Linked DNA regions of Homo sapiens: regions 2 and 3 are each linked to region 1. A link is a loop called in an ENCODE intact Hi-C map of the cell type or tissue named here. Cell type or tissue: endothelial cell of umbilical vein. All regions are shown on one strand. Each heading gives the region's core, and the rest is flanking DNA. Links, peaks and the distances in the headings are about the cores only. Region 1 overlaps ASCC3 (activating signal cointegrator 1 complex subunit 3). Region 2 has its middle 130 kb from the start of MCHR2-AS1. Region 3 has its middle 110 kb from the start of MCHR2.

Evidence for each region. Hi-C counts contacts between places; a loop is a spot of excess contacts. Peaks named below come from ENCODE experiments on the same cell type or tissue, not always from the same donor. Only the 100,000 strongest peaks of a DNase experiment are listed, where the experiment ranks them.
Region 2: it touches region 1 in a loop (7-fold over the local background); 3 of 110 quality-filtered maps call a loop at or near these places.
Region 3: a loop joins it to region 1, with 5 times the contacts of the local background. A loop is called at or near these places in 12 of 110 quality-filtered maps.

Annotation. Positions count from the first base shown.
Region 1 is chr6:100,717,310-100,724,301 of GRCh38, reverse strand. ASCC3 (activating signal cointegrator 1 complex subunit 3) reads left to right here. Exons shown (of 42, transcript NM_006828.4): 12 at 6,051-6,227. Among named protein-coding and RNA genes, the nearest start is that of ASCC3, 160 kb to the left of the region's middle. In endothelial cell of umbilical vein, for the core only: a CTCF peak has its summit at 4,242 (motif pointing right); DNase peaks (open chromatin) are centred at 3,831 and 4,011; H3K4me3 peaks cover 617 bases; H3K27ac peaks cover 641 bases.
Region 2 is chr6:99,864,386-99,871,377 of GRCh38, reverse strand. No RefSeq gene overlaps it. Among named protein-coding and RNA genes, the nearest start is that of MCHR2-AS1, 130 kb to the left of the region's middle. In endothelial cell of umbilical vein, for the core only: a CTCF peak has its summit at 3,127 (motif pointing left); a DNase peak (open chromatin) is centred at 3,097; H3K27me3 peaks cover 140 bases.
Region 3 is chr6:100,104,593-100,111,584 of GRCh38, reverse strand. No RefSeq gene overlaps it. Among named protein-coding and RNA genes, the nearest start is that of MCHR2, 110 kb to the right of the region's middle. In endothelial cell of umbilical vein, for the core only: a CTCF peak has its summit at 3,956; a DNase peak (open chromatin) is centred at 3,894; H3K27me3 peaks cover 631 bases.

The sequences.
Region 1 (6,992 bases), core at 1,354-6,353:
ACCTGTTTTTTTTTTAACTTTTGATTCTACTCATTTTTGATGCTTAATACTACTCATTGTTTCCTCAGTCTTGAAACTCTTTGCTCTTTGACTCTGTGATCCCACCCTGTCCTGGTTACTTTCACTTGTGTGTTTTTTTTTGTTTTTTTTTTTGTTTTTTTGTAGCTACTCTTTCTCAGCCTTCCTTGCTTCTTCCCTGTTCTCAATCTTGTAATGTTTATTGTTTATGTTCTCTAAGACTCCGTCACTTGCCATCTTCTCTCTTTATTCTAAATATTTACTGGGGAAAAACACTTCTATGCCCATCTTACCTAAATTATGTATATATAATATGTATATGATGTATATGCATGTGTGTGTGTATATATATATATTATATATATGTGTCATATATATAATTATAAATATATATATATATATATATATATATATATATATATAATTCCCTAATAACTTCTGGCCATATCCAAACCCAGTTGTATATTTCTACTCTGATATCCCATAAACATCTTTTGCCCATAAACATGTCAGAACTCTTGTCATCTTCCCTATATACCTAGATACGATATCATAATCTACTTGATTCCGAAGCCAAAACCCTGGGAGTCATAGTCAGGCTTTCCCTCTTCCTTAATACTTTCTTCCATCCCAATATCTAATTAGATATCAATTCTTTATATTTTTTTCTAAATACCTCTGATTCAGATTCAAGTGTGGAAATGTAAAGAAGTAGGTACAATAAGTGACATAATGTATTTTTTAAAAGTTCGAAAGTGTTTGTTTTTCATTTTGTAAATTCACCATAAAATTCTAGATGGATTAATGATTTAATTGTTTCAAACAAAGCTCTCAGTTCAATGAAGAAAACATAGGAGAGTTTTTTTTAAAAAAATAATCTTGTTGTTCTATGCAATATGCAAGCTCAAGAAGTTATAAATGAAACCTATGTCACATTTGGATGCATAAATATTTTAAAATTCTGATCAGTAAGACACACCCCTGAAATTTTAAATGTGAGACCAAATAAATTATTTGCAACACATAAAACAACTTGTTAATATTATTTATATTTAATAGGTTTCTATAAGAAAAATAATCAACTGGAAGGAACATTTTACAGTAGAAAAAATTATTGAGAAATATTTAAAAGATGCTTAAAAAGAATATGAATCAGTATGAGACATTTCTGTTCTATCACATTAACAAAAATAAAAACGAAATGGAATTTGAAAGCATCTAGCAAAATCAACGCTGTGTTTTCACTTCTATATATCAAACTGTGGAAATAATAGCACAAATTTATAAAGATCTAGTAATACCAGTATTCATTGAAGCTCTTTTTTTAATACAAAATATTTTAGTAATATCTTGAATATTCAACAATAGAAGAAATTGTTTAATGAATTATAGTATATTTATGCAATGAATTGCTGCTTTGCAGCCTTTAAAAAAAGTGAGAATGAACTGTGTGCTCTTCTTTACATTCGGGGAGCTATACCACAATAATCTATACATTCCACATTTATTTATGTGAACTGGGCTTAAAAGATGTTATATTATTCACTGAAAAAGCAAGCTGTTCTGTATGTGTAGCACAATCCCATTTGTGTAAGAAAAACATGTGCAGTATATTTATGTTTTTATTCATTCATTCATTCAGTTAATGAACATTTATTAAACACTTACACATGTACCAGCTACATAGTTCTAAGTGCTATAGATATAGTGATAAACAAAACAAAGTTCTTGCTTACACTTAGATTTTAGGCTGGTGTAGAATTGGGTGCATATGCATGAAAAGATATGCAACAAGTTGAAGAGTGGTTTCTTTTCTTTCTTTTTCAATTTCAACTATTATTTTAGATTCAGGGGTACATGTGCAAGTTTGTTACATGGGTATATTGCATGATGCTGAAGTTTGGATGTCATTCTTCATAGAATTAGAAAAAACTATTCTAAAATTAATATGGAACCAAAAAAAGAGCCCAAATAGCCAAAGTAATCCTAAGCAAGAAGTACAATAAAAGAGACATCACACTACCCACCTTCAAACTATACTATAAAGCTACAGTAACCAAAACAGCATGGTACTGGTACAAAAACAGACACATAGACCAAATGGAACAGAATAGAAAACTCAGAAATAAAGCCACATACCTACAACCATCTGATCTTCAACAAGGCTGACAAAAATAAGCAATGGGGAAAGGACTCCCTCTTCAATAAATAATGCTGAGATAACTGGTTAGCCATATGCAGAAGAATGTAAATGGACCTTTACCTTTCACTATATACAAAAATTAACTCAAGATGGATTAAAGATTTAAATGTAAGATCTTAAACAATAAAAATCCTACAAGAAAATCTAGGAAACACCATTCTTGACACTGGCCTTGGCAAAGAATTTTTAGCTAAGTCCCCGAAAGCAACTGTAACAAAACCAAAAATTGACAGGTAGGACCTAATTAAACTAAAAAGTGGGAGATAGCAATTGCAACAACAACAACAAAAAATTTGACAAGTAGGACCTAATTAAAAAGTGATTTCTTCAGTAGAAATGAAATTGTAGAAATATTTGGGACTTGTTTACTTTTTACCACATAAATTAAAAATATGTGTATATGCACACACATACAGAAAACACACAGGGTTGAAATTTTCAAAGCTGATTTATAAAACCAGCTTTTAGCTAAAATCCAATTTAAGAGCAATTTTTAAAATCCAGGTAGTTGTCAGACACAGATGAAGTATGATGAAGTCTGAAACTATCATCTCTATTCTCTAGGTCCATTATTCCTACAAGGCATGTGCTCTGGCCCACATGTTATACATGAGGTCTCATAAAAGAAGCATTCAGGGCATGATTTACACAAAGGAGAGCTATTTTGATTATGAAATGTTTTGATTTTATGTCCTGATACTTAACTTACTGATGTTTTTCAAGGAGCCATACTATTACAATCCATACACCACATTTATTTGCAGTGAGCCACCTACAGAGACCATGTCCATCCAGCAAAGATAAGGACTTTCTTCAACTATAGAACATTAGAGGCCAAGTAAATATCATTAGTATATTTTCCAAGAGGTCTATCATTCATGATTACAAGGGATTTTACTGTTATAGTACATCTTTCTTTCCTGAGCATCCCCAGTAGAAAAAGAAAACAGATTGTAGTCTTAGTGCTAATCCTTTCTGTATGTATGTACAAAGACACATAGATATAACATTATATATCATAATATTTTTAAGCAGGCATTATAACCTTAGAAAGTTTACAAATAATTTTGTAAATTGTTTATAAATATATAATTTTTTATTTAAAATATAAATTAATTGTAAATAGTATAGTTTCTATATAAAATCTATAAATGTTATAAACTATATCAAACTATATATTATAGGTTTATTATGTATTATATGCAATATATTATTATATAAATATATAGTGTATCAATATATAAGTGTATATCATATATATTATATATGTATAATAATTTCATCTTCACATTGTCATCTGTATATTGTAATCAAATTCTAATTATATCGTTTTGTACTACTTTGCCCATAAACCTTTGCTGACTTGCTGTTTGTTATCTTAAGAAAAATGGTCAAATTGTTTAGCTGGACGTTAAAGACTACTAATATTAAAGCGCTGTCTGTCTAATTTTAACTTCTACATCTTCATCAGCTACCAGAGGTTCCAGCCACACAAAACTATTTGATCTTTCCCCTACCTCCTTTTAAATATCATTGACCCTCTTTCAAAAACGAAACTAATCTAACTTGAGGCAGAATGTGTTGTTGGTTGTGAGATAAGGATTGTAAATGCCAAATTATGTAATGCCTTCTTTTTTTGTAACTCCACCCATCCATCTATGGAAAATTTACTGTTCTTTTGAATCCATCAAATGCCACTTCTATGATGTGTTTCCTAGTTACTGAATCAGAATGAATTACACCTTTTCTGTGTTTTCTTTGCACTCCCTTTTTTTACATAGTTTTAACGCTTATGATGATCTTCCTTATAATTTCACAACTTACTATAGTGAATTCTGTCTTCATCTAAATGCCTCACTAGAATTCAGCTTCCTTGACAGATGTGTCTGTGTGAATCTTTTCATATTTTCGAAGTATTAGTACAGTGCTCATAGTTATTTTTATTACAAAACAAAGCTCTTATTTTTATTTGTTCCTTGTGATTACCAAATGTTCCCAGTAGATGGCACATCACATCACACTTCAACATTTGTAACTAATGTAGAAGTGCCTTCCAAAGCTATTGGAAGGCAATGTAGATTTTGTTCAGGTTCTGAACTTACATGATGATATTAGGCACTAAATTCATAATACACTTGGCATGATTGGGAGAAATTTGGAAAAGATAAAAGTCTAAGAAATCTTAAATCTATTTTATTTAACAACATGAACTAATAATTAACCTACTTTTAGTAAGTAGGGAGACTTTATCAGAACTAAATTTTATGTGAAGGAAAACATCATAGAAATATACTGTCTAATCCGAGCTAATGATAGGGAGAAAGCTATAAATTTTTAATTTTTTGTAATTGTCAATAATTAATACTTTTAAGGTAAATAGGTATAGTGTATAGACTTGAAGGTTTGGCTTAAGACATAACATTCCAGATTATTTCTATTTCAAATAAAGTATTTCTCACATAGATTTAACTATATTAAATAACTGTATTATAATTATACTTTTAGATTTAAAAATGTTGTTTTAAAGTGGATTTTTAGCAGAAAAATGTCTGGTGTTTGCCAGAGTATTGTGTCTTTAACATCAAACAACCTTAAAAATATATTCTGTAACTATTGTGTCTTAAAAAATGATTTTAAAACCAAATATCACTTTCATTTCTTTCCAAATCACCACTAGTACTACATAGAACTGTGGGATAATTAATCGTTCTAATTACTGTATGTTGTGAAAGAGATTTCTTTAAAAATAGGTCTGGTGATTATTTCCCCTTATTTAGGGTTCCTTGCTTTTGATGGGATTTGGTTTGGGGTTTTGCCAATATCTATAAGATTTCTTCAGTGAAAACAAATTTATAATAAGATACTATATATGTATTGGTACTTTAATTTTTACCCATCTCTACTTTTTTGATCCCTCCCTTGTTATGTTTCTGCAAGTAGTCTCTGCATGTGTGGATCTATGTCTTATTCAGCACTGCATCCCTAGTGCCTACAGATTAGGTCCTAACCCAGTGTTGATGGATGGATGACTCTGAAAGTATTAATATTATTCACATTGAACTACTTTGCTTATACCTATTGAGTCTCCTAGACTGAGTAAAATTATTAACAGCTTACTCAGAAAATCATACTGATATATTTTAATTAACAAATGAATGGAAGTTTTTGGCCATCCCTTGGTTTTATCTTTTTAGGTATGTTACATCATAATCAGATAATATGGCCTATATGATTTTTAGTTTTTGGAATTTACTGAGTTTTTTGTGACCTAAAAATACATTTAGTTGTCACAAAGTTCTTAATTCACATTTTTATTTTTATTTTTATTCATGTATTTATTTTTGAAACAGAGTTTTACTCTGTCACCGATGTTGGAGCTCAGTGACATGATCATATGGGCTCAAGTGATCCTCCCACCTCAGCCTCCTGAGTCGTTGGGACTACAAATGTGTGCCACCACACCAGTTAATATTTTTTTTTCTTTTGGTAGAGATGGGGTTTTGCCATGTTGCCTAGGCTTGTCTCAAACTCCTGGGCTCAAGCAAGCCGCCCACCTTGCCTCCCAAAGTGCTGGGATTACAGGTGTGAGCCAACACACTCACCCCTCATGTGTATTTTTAATTATAGTGGGTATGGAATTCTACTATGTATCTGTTAAATCAAGCTTGTGAATTATGGGCTACAATGTCTGACATGATAGGACCCTCAATTGACCTCTACACTCATCTCTGTCTAGAGTTTTTAGAAGTCCTATTAATAGGACAAATTATAATGTTTTTTGGTTAAATTAATTTAAATAACCCATATTTAATTAAAATAATCCATATAGGTGGAATCCACACAGAGTATGATAAGGATTCTCGGACTGTCTGCAACTTTACCTAACTACCTCGATGTTGCCACATTTTTACATGTTAATCCATACATTGGACTTTTCTTCTTTGATGGCCGTTTTCGACCAGTACCTCTTGGACAGACATTTTTGGGGATTAAATGTGCAAATAAGGTAAATACTCATTTTAATTCTTATCTAAAAATATTTTTGTTGACTTATTATTGAATACTTGTTTGGAGTTAGAGACTCCAAAAGACCATTTCAGCCTTTTGTGGTGTCCACTGAAATGGCCTTTTGCAGAACATTGAATCACATTACAGATGTGATATCCTAGACAAAATCAAGCATACTTCCTCAACTATTTGTAGTAGAGTAAGTCCTCCTATAGAAAGTAGCTTGTCATAGTTTGCATTGGTGTTTTCCATGTATGTTACGTATTTTCAGCTATTAAAAGTTTTACGTTATTTTGACGTGAAATGATTGAAGGGCATTGTGGAATAATAAAAACTCCAATTAAACAAGTAATATATATTGTGATGATATTCATTTAATAGAAATAATAGTACCTCATACTCAATTGAAAATAATATCATAGTAGCAACCATCAAGGAAGGTGTTCTGTTTAACTTACAATGTTCTATGATTACCTTTATTATTATATATATAAATGGCATTTCTAAAATTCTATGCTTTAAAAAGTTTATCTAATTTTAAAATTAGTACTACCTATACTATTCACACTATTAGAGTACTTATGATAGGCTTATTTTATAATATGAAGGAAAACATTACTTAAAATTTAAACAATTATCATCCTATTCAACAACACCTATTTTTTGTGTAGAAGGAATAGTTTTAGGAAAATATTTACAGGCCTTTTGACATTTTTAATAAAAGAGAACAAGATAAAATCATGTTACTATGTCAACCTTAGTC
Region 2 (6,992 bases), core at 1,204-6,203, 850 kb after region 1:
TGAAATCCAGAGGTATCTTTCCTGGCCTCTGACTGCTACTTGGGGGAAACCTTTTCAAGATAACTTGCAGCACAGATTCAAAACACAAAAGCCATAATCTAATAACACACGAATTACTTCTAGCCAACTGCCTCCTTTTCCATCCAGCCTCCTGACCCATTCTGAAGAGTGCAGAGCCCTCTGTACACCCCATGAGATGCTAGGTGCTCCATAAGGCTAATTCTCATTCTGAGATATGGCTCGGGTTGGCCCCTTCTTTCAGTGAAGAACGGCAGTGAAAGCACAACACCTTTTGCATTTACACACAGATACAACCTGATGTATAATGAGAAATAATAGAATCATAAATGCCAACTCTATTTTTAAAATCCTAACTTATTCAACCAGCACATAAAAGAACATGAATAGCAAACTTTCCATTATTTGGAAACTTCATTTTCAGCAGCTGCCACTCTTTCTCCAACCTTCCCCTCGACTTCAACCCTACAAACTCTACCAGTTACAAGTAGCAACATAAAAATAAATTGGTTTCATCTCCTTTTACTTCCAGTTCCATCATGTGAAGAAAATGAGGGAAAGATGCAAAATAGTCGGAAGGCAAAAGAATAAAAATTAGAGAGAAAAGTGCCGAGGACTTAAATATTCAAACTGCAAGATCAATCCTAGAGTAATCAGGAATTTAATGTGACTTTCACAGTCTGGAAAGCAAGCTAAAATAAATGTAGGGGCAAGTAAATCCAAGTTAAGTTGGTTTTTATGCTTGAAAGTGAAGTGCACTATTGTGTTCAAAGACTGCTAAATGATGCAGTAGATATAAACAAGGCAGTTCCCATCCCCAAGGAGTACTAGAGCACATGATGGCATGAGACATGAACATGAAAATATAATAAACAATGCTAAAAAAAACAGTTATCAAGGATATTTTTCAGATAAGCATTTTTAAACTTCAGAGGGAGTAGGAGGCTTTACAGAGAAAATAGAATCTGATCTGGTAAGTGAAACATGAATAGACAAGTTTTCAAATCTTTTGAGATGCCACCTAAATTTCTGCTGGATGCCTGATACATATATGGTCACGCGGCTCTCATGACACTGTACTGACATCCCACATGATCCTTTCACTTTGCTCTAAACCTCCCATCCCATCCCTTAACTGGTGAATATCAGTTTGATCTGTTACGGTATTCCTTTCCAACCATTGTACAAATGAGAGAAGATGAAAGACAGGAGCAAAATTCAACAGTAGTGGAGAGTTAAACATGAGCTAGTCTGTAAACGAGAGGTAAATGAGAGGGACATAGATGTTGGATGAGGGTCTGATAGAAGACAGAACCAGAGGAGAAAGTGACTCTCGGCTGCTGGGGCTGCTGATGAACACAGAGCTGTTGGCAGCTAGAAGCAAGAGCAGTGTCACACTGCTGCCTGCACTGCATTAGGTTACTTTACAATCCACCTTCCATGGAGGTGAAGGACTTTGTGCCTGAAGCTAAGGTCAGGGGTCCTAGAGACAAAAGTGGTCCTGAATCCCTCCTCTGCCATTTGCTAAATGAAGCTGTATTAGGCCATTCTTGTGTTGCTACAAAGAAACACCTAAAACTGGGTAATTTATAAAGAAACAAGGTTTAATTGGCTCATGGTTCTGTGGGCTGTACAGGAAGCATGGTGCCAGCATCTGCTTCTAGTGAGGGCCTAAGGGAACTTACAATCGTGGTGGAAGGCAAAGGGAGCCAGTGCATCACGTGGCAAGAGCAGGAGCATGAGAGCAAGGGGGCAGGTGCCACACACTTTTAAACAACCAGATCCTGCGTGAACTCAGAGCAAGAGCTCACTTATCACCAAGGGGATGGTGCTAAACCATTCCTGAGGGATCCACCACATGATCCAATCACCTCCCACCAGGCCCTGCCTCCAACAGTGGTAATCACATTTCATCATGAGATTTGGAAGAAATGAATTCAAAACCATGTCAAAAGCCATAGCTAGCTCTGCATTTGCTTCAGATTCAGAGTCTAATCTCCAAGGCTTGCTGACCTTCTCCTTCTCATTGTTGCTTCCCCTTCCTGTCTCTTAATTGTTCCCTTCCTCTGTTATCCAGTCATTTGGTCCAATAGTGCAACAGCTGGAATATCCCCTCCAAAACGCATGTTGAAACTTAAGCCCCAATGTGGCAGTACTGAGAGGTAGGGACCTTTAAGTGGTGATTGGATCATGACTCTTCTACCCTTATTAACGGGTTGGTGGATTAATGGGTTATCATGGGAGTGGAACTGGTGGTTTTATAAGATGAAGAAGACAGATGTGAGCTAGCATGTTAGCATGCTCAGCCCTCTCACCATGTGATACCCTGTGCCACCTCAGGACACCGCAACTTCCCACCAGCTGGAAGGTTCTCACCAGATGTGCCTCCTCAACCTTGGACTTCCCAGCCTCTTTATCTGCAAGAAATAAATTCCTTTTCTTTATAAATTACACAGTTTCAGGTATTCTGTCATAAGCAACAGAAAACAGACTGAGACAACTATCCTCTCTCCAACTTGACTTTATTGAAGACACTACTGTGGTGCCTTTATGTCCCCTCCCCAGAGAACTGTAGGCTGAAAACTGGAAGCAGAATCACAGAATTTGATTGAAGAAATGGACCTTAGTGATCATCTGGTACACAACCTTAGTCTACAAACAAGGAATTCAAGGCTGTAAGAGGTCAAACATCTGCCCAAAGTCACCCAAGTACAGAACTACCAGCTCCCAGCCCAGTGTTCTCTCACGGTATCACTCATCCCCCACGTCATGTGAAGCACATTGCAGAATTCAAGCTCAAACTGAGCCAGGAAGGAAGACAAAATCCAAATCCAAGAGGAGAGTAGGGGCTGATCTCATCTCCCAGAGAGGTCTGTCTGCTCTCCCCATCCAAGAGTGTAATACTGTGCTTAATAAACTTTCGCAGCTTTGCTTTGTTAAGAAAAAACAAAGGACGGTAGGGTCATTTCTAAAAGCAGAATGCTAATTATGAGAACATGAAGTGTTGATTTTAACACAGTAGAATGCTCAGGATTTGCATCAACACGGGAAGCGGAATGACGGGCGCGAGTCTCTCCGCCACATAAAACGGGCACAGAGCGCCATCTGCTGGATGTCTGGACTTCAGGCCACCTGCCACAATTGAGAATGACGGATATGTTTAAGCTTATTTCTTGTTGGGCATATCCCAAACACACACACAAATTTACTACATTGTTTATCTTGCTTTTTTCCTTTTTAATATAGCATAATGATATTTCTTTATTAATAATATATATTTCATCATTCCTTTTTAAATCTAAGCTTCTAAAATAATTGTATTATGAAAATGTCCCAGTATACACAAAAGCAGCGAGAATGGTACAATAAAACCCTCACTTAGCCTTCTGTCATATTTTTAAATTGTCAGAATTTTGTCACATTTGCTTCTCTATCTCCTCTTTTTTCTTCCTTGAATAATTAAGACAAATCCCAAGTATCATATATGCCTTCAATCTTTAGTATGAATCTCTCTTAAAAATAGACACTTCTTTTATAAACACAATATCATTATTACAGCTAACAATTCAATAACAATTATGTGTTATTATCTAATGCCTAGTCAATAATCATATTTCCCTGGATGTCTCCAAATATTTTGTATCATCGATTTGTTCAAATCAATATCAAAACAAATTGATTCAATTAAATGTAATTTAAAATTCATGAATTCAATTTAAAATCTAATTCCATTTTAAATCCATGAATTCATATGCATCTAATGGAAAAAGAGAAAGCCTACCAACAGAAACAATAAAGGGAGGGAAAGAAGGAAACAACATTTTTACCATATATTAAAGTAACTAGCCCACAAACACCTTAATCTGAAATTTGGCAACTAAAAGAAAACAGTTAAAAATATATTCTGCCTTTGATGAATAAACCATACTTCATTGTAAAAATAGCCCTATTTCATGAGAGGCGTTGTTTTTATACAGAAGAATTCCACCTAAGTGAAAGGAATGATAAGGTTAAAACATCTCCATTTTGCAACTCCTACTAAACCCAAAAAGGTGACGATCTTCAATGAATGGAACTCTTTTAGATAAAAGCTGATGAGGAACTTGACAGAAGAGGGCTCATCCTGTCATCACGTGCTCCCACTTGAACATGTGATACAAAACCAACATCACTAAAGGTTTGTCTGTGTGATTCCTGTCTTGAGGTTATGTGCTATAGTCTATCTTAGCTCTTTCAGGAGATTTTCAATTTTATGCCTATACTTCTATTTCTTATTATATAACATTATAAAGTTTCTGTTGACTCCCTACTATAAATTATTCCTCTTAATGGGGTATTTCCTTCCCATGTCTATCTCCTGCTTTGGCTAATTGTCATTTTCATTCTTCCAGTGAATACCTTGATGACATTAAGTAAAATGCTAAACTTTTTTTTGTAGGTAGTATCTACTGAACTCATCTAAGACCAAGAAATTAGCATAGTCACTTTTCATCTTCCTCTCATTGGGTGTATGTTGTCTTTTTTAAAGTTTTTACTTTTGCTTATTAATTTTCACAATATTTAACTTTTGCAATTGTATCTCTCACCATTGTTTAGCCTACATTTAAATGAATTCAACATATGTGAGCAATCCTTTTAACATTCTTCATTTATTGGGTGTCCTATTCTTGAGAAAAACTCAACTGATTTTCACCTTCATAAGTTGCTTAATTTGTCTAAATGCCTGAAAATGCTTTATTTATCCTTGAAATTCAATACCTTAATAAGGATATGTCTCCTTATTGATTTTCCTCAATCCATTTTTCCAAGCATAGGTTTGCATTTCCAGATTAAATTATTCAATTGTTCAAATTATCTTCTATGTCATCTTTGAACATACTGTCTGTTAGATTTGTTGGGGTTTTTAATTCAATGTTTGTTTGGCCTTGTCTACCACTCATATCTATTATTTTCTCAATCAGTGTCTTAATCTCTTTGTCTTTTTCCCTCTACATTCACTGCAATTGTCTTAAACCTTTCTTCTGGGTCATTCATCCAATTTTTAGCTATGCCTGTTCAGTTTCTTGCTCTTTTACTTCATTTTATTTATTAATTCAGCAATGGTATTAAATTGTTAGTACTTGATCTGTTTCCTTAGCTCAGCAAATCTCTTTTTTTCTCACAACTGCTGTTTTAGTATCTCATCTTTAAATTATTGTTCAATAACATGTTTGTATTTAGTAAGCTCTTCCATAGAGTAAAACATCCTTAGGAACATTTGTTCCTGAGTGTTCACTTCTGGATAGACTTTTCATCTGTGTTTTGCATTTGATATTTCAATACTTACTTGGTGAGGGGGATAAAGGGGCTGTTCTGCAGTATATTTGCATAGAAGCCAGGCATGATATTTTATCATCTTGCTTTTGAATAGGGAAGACAGCTTGGATTTAGTGTAGGTAATTCCTTGTGATTCCTTTCCACTTTTCTGATATCTGTGTGTTTTGTCCTGTAACTATTGTAGAGTTGGAGATCCTAAAGCTGAGAACTTGGATAAGGGAAAAGAATCACGGCTGTTGGCAGCTCTATTGCCATGCTGGCCTTTACCCTCTCCTCTGTTGCCTGGCCTAACATCTGTGTCCACAATTCCACCATTCTGTTTTACTGTATCTTCAGATGTACTTGGACTTCAGATGTTTACCCAAATGCACTATGAGGCCTGAACCAGGGAGTCAGCCATTCCCACTTCATCTCTCCCCGTCCAGGAGCTGCTGTGACTCCCCAAAGCAGAAAGTGCATAATATAGAACATGAAATGTGTTTCCAAGGTAGAAACATTTTACTTGACTCTCAGGGAGTCTTTTCCCCATCTCCTACATCCTCAGAAACCGAGTTATAACTTATATTTATTTGGTCTCTATTTGGCTAAATTTTAAATTTTTTATAATAAAAAATTAACACATTCAAAGATAGAGAAACTAGTATAAATAACCCCATGTACCTATCACCTGACTTTAGTAATTACTAATAAACACACGGCTGTTCTTTCTTCATCTATGTCCCCGTCTACCCACTCACTCCCACCCTCACCCCCGCCCCATCCCTCACACCAAGAAATAAAGTTAATCTCGACCTCAGATCATTTCATTTTTCAATCCATTGTTTATGATCCTGACATTCTTCTCCTGTCCAGCCAGTATGGTCTCCAATATGGTGAACTCAAGTGGCTATTGTCTCTCTAGTGGGTCATGGAAATGATTGAAAGGAATTCTGCCTTTGTGGAACGTTTTGCTTCCTTTGTGGAAGAAGGGCTTCTACACACTCCCTTCTGCCTGTTTTCAAGCTAGGGGTGTTAGTGAGGCTCTAGAATTTTGTTCATTTTTTTTCCTTATAATGTTTGGAGAAAGATGAGTTGGAAACTTCATGGAAGATTGCTAATTCTCAGAAACTCTGATCTTACTCTTTCACAGCCACCAGCCAGTTCCTCCTTTTTCCTGCCATTTGGTAAGGTTGCCAGATAAAATACAGGACACTCGTGCAATATTTGGGAAATAATTTTACCCCCAAAGTTGTCATTTGTCTGAAATTCATATTTTACTGGGCATTCTGTATTTTTATTTGCTAAATCTGGAAACCTTAGTTATTGGGGTGATTTTTCTGGTTTCATTTTTGTGTGTTTGCTTGGTTGATGGGTTGATGTACTTATGTATTATTTCAGTGGCTGAGTTTGCTGAAAGGAAGATTTTTGTGGTCAAGTTTTACTCTGCCATCTTAAACTAGAAAGTCTAACATTTCCTTAAACATTAAAATTACTCATTCAATATTTATATATGTGGAATTTCATTCCTTGCTTAATATGTCAAATACGCTTAGAAGAAGCATTTGCATAACTTTTGGGTATTTTTCTCTTTGCTAGAAATTTAATCAACGTTTAGGTATATCAAGCAAATCTAAATAAATAATGTCTCAGCTTGTAGCCAATGCATCAGCAACATAGTA
Region 3 (6,992 bases), core at 1,173-6,172, 610 kb after region 1:
CACCAAAGACAAAGATTAAACAACATCCACAAGAGGTGGTGGGATAACGGTGTAAAAAGCCTTAAGTAGGACAAAGACCACTTATTAGACTGGATGATGTTGAGCAAATGTTTAAACCATGCTGTGCCTCAGTTTTCTCATCTAAAAAAATGAGGAATTAGGCTAGGTAACTATGAAATCTCTGTCGAGTATAGTTTCAATATTAAACTTTATAAATACAACAGAAAGCCCAGCTTTGATATTTGACTATGTCTCTTATGCACACATACCTGTCCTTTTTTCACGTATTTTCTATAGCATGTTATGTGATTTTTCTATAAAAGCGCTTCTCCTTTAGTTCTTTTCTTATAACTAAATCATGCAGGTAAATCCAATTAGGGGCAGGCCTTCTCTCTCTGGGCACCAGCAGAGCAACCAGCTGCTGATCATTAGAGTCCCTCCAGATTCAGGTAGTTCTTCAAAAACTAATTAGAGTTCTTACATCAGAATTTTGAACAAAGAGACATTGTGTGAGAATAACTCCAAAGCAATATGGACAAAATGATAACCACCTTTATTAGACAGCTAAATAAAATATTGAACAAATTACAGTACCTGCAAGTGATTAAACAGTTGGCAGCTGCATTTTTTCCCTCCACATATCCCTCCTTGTTGAAGAGTTAACCCATCTCAGCCTATTTCTTCTGTCTTCTTGAGCATCTTCTTCACGAGACCCTCATGAGTTAGTTGTGCAGTAGGTTAGGTCTCTAGGACACTGTCTATCTGAGCTACTATAAATGCTGAGGACACAACAGATCCCTGCTCCACCGATATCTCTCAGTTCCCAGCCTTTATGATTATTGGAGCTATTGGTGGGAAATTCTTATAACTTCTATGCTTCTTCCTCCTTGTCTGCTTTTGGGTGCTCTCTCCTCTATTCTCTGCTCCCCTCTGCTTAGAATATCTGAGACAGTGCCTTCTCCATGCTGTGCACTGCCCTGCATGGGAAGTGGCTCCTTCAGCTCTCCTCCTTCCCTTTTCTTCAGCAGAGGTAGGTGATTATCCATAAAACAAGGGGCTAAAGTAGGGGATCAAGTAAAGAAGGCAATCATCTGGGGTTGCCTACAAATATTCTCTCATCTTTGTTTTTGGGGACTTACTGAAGATGAGAAGCTACTTGCCAATCAGATGATGTTTTGTTAGGAAAGGACAAATTTGAGGGGCATGGCAACATGGGAAAAAATAGGAAATATAGGAAAAAATGGGAAAAACATAGGAAGCCAGAGAAAGTCTGTCTGTAATTCATTTTTCTTTGTTTGAAGCATTCCCAGACCATAGCAAAGCCCACTGACTCTTAACCCTTTCCTTACCAGTTAATTCAGATAACAATTATAGAACTGCTTATATTAATTATAGGACACTTACACAACACTTACTATGTACCAGGCACTGTTCCGAGTGCTTTTATTCATTCTCACAACCATCCTTTGATGAAGGTTCCATTATTATCCTCATTTCCCAGATGGGGAGAACGTGGCCAGAGTTAAGCAATTTGTCCAAGGTGAAAGGGTAGCAAACAACAGAGCTTGGCTGTGAAATTAGGCAGCCTGGCCTCAGGGTCTACATCCTTACACTCTTTGCACTCTCCTGACTTTCCATATGGGTTTCAGATGCATAGTTTGCTTGGAATCATGGTGTGTGCTGGTGAAGGAGAGAGAAAGGGAGGATGGAGATGATTTAATTTCATTGAATAGCAAGTAATTGCCTGGATCCTCTTTCCTCTTTTCAAAATAAACAAATGATTGACATAAGCCCATCTTATGTGGGGAGGGAGGCTGTTTGTTTGTTTAATTTATTTGTTCTTATAAAGCTAACACTGACAGGTCTACTGCTCCAAAACTACATCTTTATTTGGGCTAGAAAAGTAAGCTTTTCATCTGCTTTGGTGATGGGTACAGCCACCTTAAGAAGGTTCCATGGGAATAATGAAAAGTATTAAAACATGCATGATGAGAACAGGAAAGGACTTGAATATATTACAGGAAAGAAAACTCAGGCCTAGGGAAATGAGGAGACCTGCTCCTTAATTAGCAAAGTCTGTTTGTGATAGAACAAAATTAGAAACACTGATTTATCGTTCAGAGCTCTTTCTAGAAATGAGCAATTCCTGTTATCTGGTAGAAGTGCCATTATCTAAAATAAATGTTATAGCCCCATCAATGGGCTTACATTTTTAATAACAATATGTACATATATTTTTCCTTTCTTTTCTACCATCAACGTAAGAGGCAAAAGAAAATGTTGATGAGGAACCAGCAGTGGTAGCCATGGCATCTCTTTTGTCCCCAACACTGAGGAGGCAATTCCTTTATTCCGTCACCTGTCCCAGAGGTGCCATGGCAGAAATTTGAGTAGGGGGGATATGGTGAAGAAGGCAGAACCAGATTCACCATCTGTGCATTAGCAGTTGACTTGCTCAACCTAGCAATATTCATGATGCCTTTTCCTTTAGAAATTTATTTAAAGTAGGGTATTTTACCAGGTCCTTTAAAGTTATCCAACCTCTCTGGAGTTGAATCTGGAGAGGAAGACATCTTTAAACAAATACTCCCTCTGTCCCCACATCATTAGCCTCAGATTCCTAAGGGAAATAGGCAAATAACCTGGTCATTCAATCACTAGATTCTTCTGTGTACTTTTCCCAAAGATGGGCAATAAAACTCCTGATGCCAAAGAATACTTTTCTACTATGAAATTCTTTTTAGATTATTTGCCTATGAAAAAATGCCCTCCTCCCTTCTTTTTTGTATTTAAGCACAATAAAATCCCATGAGGTAAAAATTGGAGAGTTTCCATAATACATTTCTTTACATAAAGTGATATGGTTTGAATAGACTATCTGGTTTTATATATATTAGGATTGATCTTATTCCAGTATAAAGGGTTGAACTATATTATCAAGAGTATTCTAATACTACTCAGGTCTTTTTCTTCATTTCAGTTTGATGACTTAATACTTTCTGTTGAACTGCACTGAATTGATTAGCATTTTTAAGAGTTTCATGATGACTACATAATAGAAAGGCATCAATCCACTGATTGACCACACTGTCTCTCCCTAAAAATTGACCACGGAGACACCTACACTACAATAATTTAGGGGCTGGGGGTTAAACTGAAAGGTCAGATAGAAGCAGGGCCAGGTATAGTGACATGGCACATGAAAGCCAGAGCAGGCCAAACGTTACGGAGAAAACCAAATTGAATAAATGAGGAAATACGACTTCAGATGAATAGAGATAGCAGTTCTATTGTTTCCTGAGTACTGTCAATTCCCAGCTCCCACCTTCAAAAATGCATCTTCTTTCTTCATGTTCCTTAAGCTATTGCTGTAGCCTTTAAATTACTCGTTGTTAGTTTAAGCCAGTGCAGTAGGCTTGTGGGTTTTTTTTTCGTTTTCTACCAAACTCTAACTAGAAAGTCTGTATTATCACCCATGTAGAAAAATTTTGTTTGTTTTGTTTAATCCTACTTTCACAAAAATAGTGAAACATCGGAATGTCGATTGGGAAGAAGCAAAGAGTTAAATGCTTCCAGATTTTGGAAAATTCTTTATTTGCAATGTTTCTGCACCAAATCTATGTCTATTTGTAAAATCAGATTAATTAGCAATATGCTTAGGTTGAGTTCTGCTACCATCATGGTGGTCATTTGTTAAGCAGGAAGTAAATGCAATTTCAAGCTTGAGATTAATTATTTGGTCAATTTCAATCTGTAGTCATTAAATAGAATCTCAGCACTCGATGTTTCCAAACTTGAATGTATGCTACATTTTGAAATCAGAAATATCTAAATGTACAAAGCAAAGATGCACACGCAGACAAGCCTACATATGCGTACACACCCAGATACACACACACACACACACACACACACACACACACACACACACACACACACACAATTTAAAAGTAAGCAGCACCACACAGTGGTCAGATAGGGAATAGTTACTGTTTAACAGCAGCACCCCTGGAGATAAAGGACTGGTTCTTTGTTATTTTTCCAGAGCTCAGATGTGATCAATGTGGTGTCAATTTCTGTGAAAAAAAAATAAATGTTATGTTTTCACTTCTTAACCTCTTGAGAAAAATAATTGTTGGCTAAATTTCAACCTTATTTACAGATGAAAATGCTAACAATGAAAAATACTTGTCATATTTTACCATATGCGGTTGTGTTTATTACAACCAAATGCATTTCAAAAACCAGTGATTGAAAAAACACTATTGCCCAAGGACTTTCCTTTTATTCTTTAGCATAGAGAACATTTTATTACTAAATTTAATCTGCTGAAAATCAAATTTTATAACTGAAAATTTGGCACAAATGTAACCATAGGCATTTTAGTGATTGCATTAAGTAAATGAAGGTAAAATACACCTCTGAAATTGTATATTTAGCTACAGTTTAGCTCATCATTTATTCTGTGTATGAAGTATAAAACAGTGATCTGAAAATCATTTCCATCTAGTTCAGTCTAAAGATATTCTTCAGTTCTTTGGAGTATGAAAACCCTAATTTCTAGAATGTATTCCGTTTGTGCCACAATGGGATGTTCATCTTTCCTCAACAATGCTTGATCTCTTAATACCATCACTGACACCCTCAGTGGACGGCCTTCCTAGGCATTGCTCCATAAGTGAAGAGTTTTCAAGAGAACTTCAGCAGGATCACTGGCGTCTAAAAGAGTCATTTTCTCATTATTTAACTTTTTAAGCCTTCTTGCTATTGAAGAAAACATGATTAGCAGCAGAGCTGCAAAATAATCTGTAGTTAAGAAGAATGCATTGCCAGCATCTGCAAAGCTCAGATAGCATCTTTGAATGGTTAACAGAGCGTAGAGGTAAAGACAGCCCTTATCACAGTTGAGGTGACATATTGAGGGATGTTAGCCCTGGTGTTTTCAATATTTTAACATTTTGCATATCTCCAGAACACAGAGACTGGAAGGTCCTATATTAATTATATTTTTTAATTTTCTCTATTCTTAATGACATGGCATCTGGAGCCTCACTTCCCCTATGGGGAGCCTTCCCCACCTAGAACTAGCCAATTCCTAAAGATAGTAGAAGCCTGATCTGCAAGTATGCCTTTCATACACAAACCAACCAATCCAGAGCCCACACCCCCCAACTACCTCCTTTATTGAACTGAACTGACTCACATCAAGCCGCTGCTTCCTCCCCCAATCCCCTCAGGACAAAGTATCCGACAACTTGGAACAGTCTCTCCACTCTCTACAAGCCCACTGAAATTATTCTGCTAGTCAATCCCAAGCCTGCTTCTCCTGTCTGTCCTATTTCTTCCTACAGAAACCACAATAAAGGCTCTTACCCACACTTTCCCCTCACTCTTTCTCTGTCCCCTGACTAACCCTGGTTGCTTCCCCATGTGGCCCCACGTGGTGTGCCTGGACTCCTAGAAAGTCAACATCATCACCCAGGACCTGTGAATATGAAACAGTCTTTCTTCATAGCAGCCGTTTCCATGTCTGTGTGTCTTACTATACCTCATCAAAACAAACGCTGGGTACATTTTAAAACAGGTCCCTAATAATGTGGAGCTTTCTCGTCTGCACCATTTCCATTTTCCGGCAGCACTTTATTCCCAGTATTAATGTGAAAGTATGTGTTGTCTAGCACTGCGTGTAAATTTTGAGGCATGAGAGATATATAAAGGGAAGACAATGACTGTCTTTCTTACTTTGTTTACTGGTCTTATTTATACCATTGAGGAATCTTTCCCATAAAACTCAGCCCAACTCAGTCATTACTCTGGCACCATACTTTCTGGGACTACATGACCCAAACTTAATTGCTTACATTGAAATTATTTGGTCTCTCTGTTTCTAACCCTTTTTTTTAAAATTACACTAGATTTTAACTGATTTTAAAGTGCTGAAAACTAATACATAACTGATTAAACAGCCAAAGCCTTCATTTGGTGGTAATCAATAGTCATCACATTTATGTATTTGCCCCATGTAGCTTGATGTGTTTGTCATACTATGACGTATTACGTTTTGCCTAAACAATTAACTTCCAGTCGGCCTGATAAATTGCTTCACTCTTCTCATAGCTTGTGCCCAATTGACTCTGCTGTTCAATTTTCTCCACTGGAGTCACAGTGCCCCAAGGCTTAGCCCATTTCATCTGTGCAACTAAACACTGTTCTCCAGGGTTATATTTAATTAAAACACAGCAGTATTTAAGTGAAATATTTAACTTCTGAGGTCTAAACCAACTTTCACTACCATAATTACTTTGCAAAAATCACACCATGGCAAGACAGGAAAAAAATGCAAATTTAGAGTCACTGTTTGAAAGCTGAAGAACAAAATCATTAGGAAACAGCAGTCTTTTCTTCCCCTTGTTTCTACTTAATAAACCCATTCACTAAATATATCAGCAAAATGTCATCCACGACAGATGTGCAGGTCTAAGTGCTTTTGTAGTTTACCAACTAAAAGAAAACAGCTTCGGAATCTTGTATCTGAGTATGGTAGGTATGTATGAATATATACATATGTGTGTACGTGAGTGGGTAAATGAGTGTGTGTATGCAGGCACTATCATTAATTAAACACCTACTATGTACAAGGCTTAACCAATGTACATTTCTTCTCTTATTTAATTCTTACAATTCTAGTCACTCCTTATCCAAGGTTTCACTTTCTGCTGTTTCAGTTACCAGTGATCAACCACAGTAAAAAAAAATTAAGATTTTGAAAAAGAGAGGGAAAGAGAGAGAGAGATCATAGCCACATAACTGTTGCTGCAGTATATTGTTATAATTATTCTATTTCATTATTAGTTATTGTTAATCTCTTACTGAGCCTAATTTATAAATGAAAATTTATCATAAATATGTATGTATAGGAAAAATCATAGTATATATAGTTTTCATTATTGTCTATGGTTTCCAGCATCTGCTGGGTACCTTGGAACATATCC